Regions from separate parts of the Homo sapiens genome. Here region 1 is linked to region 2. Evidence: chromatin loops called from intact Hi-C (ENCODE). Cell type or tissue: endothelial cell of umbilical vein. All regions are shown on one strand.

Region 1 (2,500 bases), 150 kb after region 2:
CCCAGGGGCGGCCGCCGCCAGAGCCACCCCCTCCCCGTCCAGGCCCGCAGCCCTCTGGGCAGGCCTTTCTGGGGCTGCCGCACCGTGCCACGGATGCCTTGCTACGTGACCTTGGGGCCGGCAGGGCGGGTCGCCGCCAGGTGTCTGTGCCTCAGTGTCTCCGTTCTGCGAAATGGGAGAGCCGCGTCAGCGCCGCGCCCGGGCCGGGGAAGGCTCCGCGGGGCCGAGCTCTGCGGAAAACGTGCCGGCGGCTACCCCGACGGACGCAGCGCGGGCCCCGCAGGGAGCGAGCGCGCCTCCGGGCGCCCCACCTCGGGGCCGCGTGTGTGCCGGGCCGGGCGTGAGAGCAGCCTCCCTCGCACGGACGGCGGCGAGGCCCGTAGCCCTCCCCCACCGCCCGGGTCAAGACGCGCGGGCCCCCTCCAGGGCGCCCCCACCCCCCGCGCCAACGTCGTAGCGTTTCTGCCCCTTACCGAGATCCCAGGCCGGGCCGCCGAGCCCGGGACACGCAGGCCGTCCCCGGGGCCCCGAGGCCGCGCGTCCGTGCGCGCGCGGGCCGCCCTCACAGGAGCCGGGGCCGCCTCGGCCATGGCCCTGCGCTGTCCGGCCCGGGCCCCCGGAGTCGCCGCCGCTACTGCCGCCGCCGCTACTGCGCGCGGCCCCACGCAGGCCCGGCCGCCCGGCGCTCTCCGCAGGCGGCGCCGGCCCAGCCCTGTCTTCCCCGCCGGGGCTCGCGCGCGGCCGTCGGGCCCCGGCCTGCTCGGGGCGCGCGGGGCGAGCGGGCGCGGGGTCGCGGAGCCCGAGCGGCGGCGTCGGAGCTGGGCGCGCGGCTGTGCGGGCGGCCCGGCCGGCTGCGTCCCGGCGGCGAGCTGGGCCCCGGCCCTCAACGGCGGCCCCCGGCCCGCGCGCCGCCCCTCTGCGGCCGCGGCTGGGACCCCAGCTCCGGCCCCGGCCCCGGCTGCGAGCTGCGCTGCCGTCCCGGCGCCTCTTTAGCAGGGGAGCTGCACAGCAGCTGCCATGTTGCTACAAACTGCATCCTGGGAGGCATGTCCCTCTCAGGCCGTTTAAAGAGAAACACTCCGAGGCTCGTCGGAGGCTGCCGGAACCCAGACAGCTCCATCTACAGCCGGTAGGAGCGAACAGTGTCGAGCGAGCCGCCCGGCGGCGACGGACACGCCCTGAGCCCGGGCCAGCCCGTCGTGGAGCCCGGGCCGAACCGCCGGGGCCTCCCACCCTCCAGGACCCTCCGGCCTCTCACCTGGGGTCCTCGCCTGCCCAGGCACCCTCGGGCGAGGCCGGGAGGCGCGCGGGCGGAGGCGCAGTCGGAGCGCGCAGCCCAGGCGACGTGCTGGGGTCTGGAGGCGGCTTGATTGGCTCCGACAGCCTTCCTCCCGCCGATCCCCTGCGCCTCTCACACCCAGAACCCGGGGTCGTTCCCTTTCAAAACCTGCGCTCACAAAGGGATCTAAGAAACCCGTCACACCAGAGAAAGCCCGGAGTTCATGTGACCAGCTCAGTGCAGCCCGGGTTCCAGGGACGCGGGCTGTGCTTCCAAGGGGAGCCAGGGGGTTGGGTGCTTTTGTGAAATGCCCGAGTGTTGTTTTCGACATGAAAGGACCGAATTCCTAGAATCAGACCCTGCTGGGGCTGGAAGTGGCCAGACGGGTCATTTAGGAGGAAACTGAGGCCGAGTGGGCAGCGACTTGTTTACCCTCAGTCACAGTATGAATGAATGCTCTTTGTAACCATGAGAAGTCCCAAAAGAAATGCAGGAGCTTAGAGTTGAGAACTCCCCTTCCTGGACAGGTCCACTTAAACATGTATTAATTGAATACCTACGAGGTGGCGAGAACTGGGGATGAATTGAAAAGGAAAAAAAAAGAAGAAACTATAGGCAGGCGTCCTGGTTACTAGCGATGAAGCCCAACTGGAACTAACTTAAGTGAGGGAAGACGGCGGGGGGGAGCAGAGGACATTGTGTTTACCTAATGGAACCCCAGGAGTGGAGCTGGTCTTGGAAGGCAACAGGACTCAGTATGCTGGCAGCTCAGATAATGGAAAGTTATGGCCAGACGTGGTGGCTCATGCCTGTAATCCCAGCACTTTGGGAGGCTGAGGTGGGCAGATCACGAGGTCAAGAGATCGAGACCAACCTGGCTAACGTGATGAAACCCTGTCTCTACTAAAAATACCAAAATTAGCTGGACGTGGTGGCGCGGCCCTGTAGTCCCAGCTACTTGGGAGGCTGAGGCAGGAGAATCTCTTGAACCCGGGAGGCAGAGGTTGCAGTGAGCCGAGATCGCCCCACTGCACTCCAGCCTAGGGGACAGATCAAGACTCCGTCTCAAAAAACAAAAAAAAGGAAAGTTACAGATAGAGGTAAGGCCAGAGCTATGCATCCTGTCCCCTCCCTTCCCGGAGGCTAGAGTTCTCACCCAGGTCTTTATGCATTAACTAACATGTGTGCATTCGTAAACAATGCACACTACTGGTTTTGGTA
Region 2 (2,500 bases):
CTGTACTGTAGGCCTTGGGCCTCGATGCCTCTCTAAGATCCTCCCCCATTGTCTCACCCAACACTGTGCAATGACCATCCTTGAACTTTCTTGTCAAGGCTGCACCTGAATCCATTGCTCTTGCTGCCATTTTCACATGGAATTCCTTCCCACCTGCCTTGTTTAAGTAAGCCCTTCAGAACGCAAAGCCCATTTTGAATAGGGAACATGCCATTACCCTAGTTTTGGTCAGGTGTGTAATTTACACCCTCTCCTCTGTATTCCAAGAGCTATTATCATGAATTGCCATGACAGGCATTTCCACTAAACTTTTAGCTCCTGAGGCCGGGAATTGTGTGGTTGTTAGAGTCTGGGACACAGGAGGCACCTACTAGTGCTCATTGAATTAATGCATGAAACTCATCAAGGAATCTGGCTGTGCAGGGCTTCCCATGGCTCTGTTTAGCAGAGGCAGTAGGTTGCTAGTCTTTCTTAATATGTTCCACTCTGCTGAGAATACTGAGAGGCCCCTAGGGCTGCAGTGATGGTCCCCCATGGCCATGTCCTGGCTACTCCTGACTTCTTTTAGAGAACCACTTTTCTCCTCATACTATAGACATATATTCTGAGTGGAGGCAGATATATTCTTAGAAGACCTTACTCCTGAAATGGTTATACCCCTTACATATCTTAATCCTTGGTGGCAGTGGCTGCTCATGGATAGGCACAGAACCCAAGCCAAACCAACCACAGTCCTTCTCTAGAATTTTTTAGACTCAAGTCTTTTTCTCTCTGGCAATCAAAGTGTGGAGCTATGAACCTACAAATGTTGGAGGCAGGGTCTCAGCTGCGTGGAGAGTTGGGTTTGAGACATTAAAACTAACTTAAGAGGGAACCAAAGAATAAAGCTACAGGGAGAGAGTCCTGAGAACATTTGAGTTCCTGGAAGTCAGCTTCTTGTCTGATATTTACATTATATTTTATTTTCTATCAGCTGAAATTTAATCTCTGCCACTTACCATCATGTTAATACAACACGATTCCAAAGCTGAAATAATATTAATAGGAAACATAATGGCAGCAGGGGGCATAGCTCAGTGGTAGAGCATTTGACTGCAGATCAAGAGGTCCCTGGTTCAAATCCAGGTGCCCCCTAGTTTTCTTCACTTCTAGAATGCATCTTTTGGGAGACAGTATTTGAGACAAAAAAGGAGATGAAGGAGAAACAATGAAAGAAGCTTAAGAAGAGGGAGAAATGGATGCTGGGTAAAAAGAATCAACAACTGTCCACCAGAGGGAGTGATATGGTCAGGCTGAAATCTGAAAAAAAATACCTAGTTTGGCCCAGCAATGTCTGAGTTGGAGGAGAAGACAGGAAGAGATGCTAGACCACTGCAATAATGATGTGCTGAGCAGAGCTGGACTGAGTATTGTTCCTTCTCAACAATTAGCCTCACTGAAGGTCTAGTCCCAAAGCCCTTGCAATCTCTTGATATGGTTTGGTTCTGTGTTGTCACCCAAATCTCTTGTTGAATTGTAATCCCCAGTGTTGGGGTAGGGATCTAGTGGGGGGTGATTATGGGGCAGATTTTTCCCTTGCTGTTCTTGTGATAGCGAGTGAGTTCTCATGAGATCTGGTTGTTTGAGAGTGTGTAGCACTTCCCCCTTTACTCTCTTTCTTTCCTGCCGGCCATGTGAATATGTGCTTGCTTCTCACACCCCTTCTGCCATGATTGTAAGTTTCCTGAGGCCTTCCCAGAAGAAGCCTGTACATCCCACAGAACTGTGAGCCAATTACACCTATTTTCTTTATAAATTACCCAGTCTCAGGTATGTCTTTATAGCAGTGTGAGAACAAACAAATACACTTCTCTTTCCCTTCCCCCATGCTGTGGACAAAGATATCAACAAGAAAATTTTTCTTTGCTGGTCTGCACATAAGCTCAAGCTCAAAAGAGCTGTTGGCCTGGCGTGCAGAGACCTCTCCTGGAGGCCTGAGACTAGGATGATGATCATGTTGTCCCTTGGGTACTCCGTATATATCTGCAGTGGGAACAGTTCTCTGGCCCAGGAGCTCCTTGACTGCCAAAACAAAGTCTTCATCAGCTAGGGGTTCACAGAACATGACACAGATTGGAACAGGCAGGAGCTCAATAAATGTTTGTTGAATACACGAACTAGTGATGACCTTTTTAAAAATTTTTAAATTTTAAACTCAAGGGGTACGTGTACAGATTTGTTACATGGGTATATTGAGTAATGCTGATGTTTGGGCTTCTAATGATCCCATTGCCAAACAGGTAGTTTATTAACCCTTCTCCCCCTCCCTCCCTCTCCCCTTTTGGATTCCCCAATGCTTATTGTTCCCATCTCTCTGTCCATGTGTATCTAATGTTTAGCTCCCACTTATAAGTGAGAACATGTGGTATTTGGTTTTTTGTTTCTGTGTTAACTCACTTAGGATAATGGCCTCCAGCTGCATCCATGTTGCTGCAAATGATGTGATTTCATTCTTTTTTTT

What was found. Hi-C counts contacts between places; a loop is a spot of excess contacts. Peaks named below come from ENCODE experiments on the same cell type or tissue, not always from the same donor. Only the 100,000 strongest peaks of a DNase experiment are listed, where the experiment ranks them.
Region 1: a loop joins it to region 2, with 10 times the contacts of the local background. A loop is called at or near these places in 4 of 110 quality-filtered maps.

The regions. Positions count from the first base shown.
Region 1 is chr7:149,459,557-149,462,056 of GRCh38, forward strand. ZNF777 (zinc finger protein 777) reads right to left here and starts at 1,506. Exons shown (of 6, transcript NM_015694.3): 1 at 1,259-1,506. RefSeq lists silencers at 167-526, 537-616, 907-976, 1,147-1,486. In endothelial cell of umbilical vein, a CTCF peak has its summit at 1,137; a DNase peak (open chromatin) is centred at 1,115; H3K4me3 peaks cover 1,845 bases; H3K27ac peaks cover 283 bases.
Region 2 is chr7:149,309,128-149,311,627 of GRCh38, forward strand. TRC-GCA1-1 (tRNA-Cys (anticodon GCA) 1-1) reads left to right here and starts at 1,063; the gene lies at 1,063-1,134. In endothelial cell of umbilical vein, a CTCF peak has its summit at 1,274 (motif pointing right); a DNase peak (open chromatin) is centred at 1,254.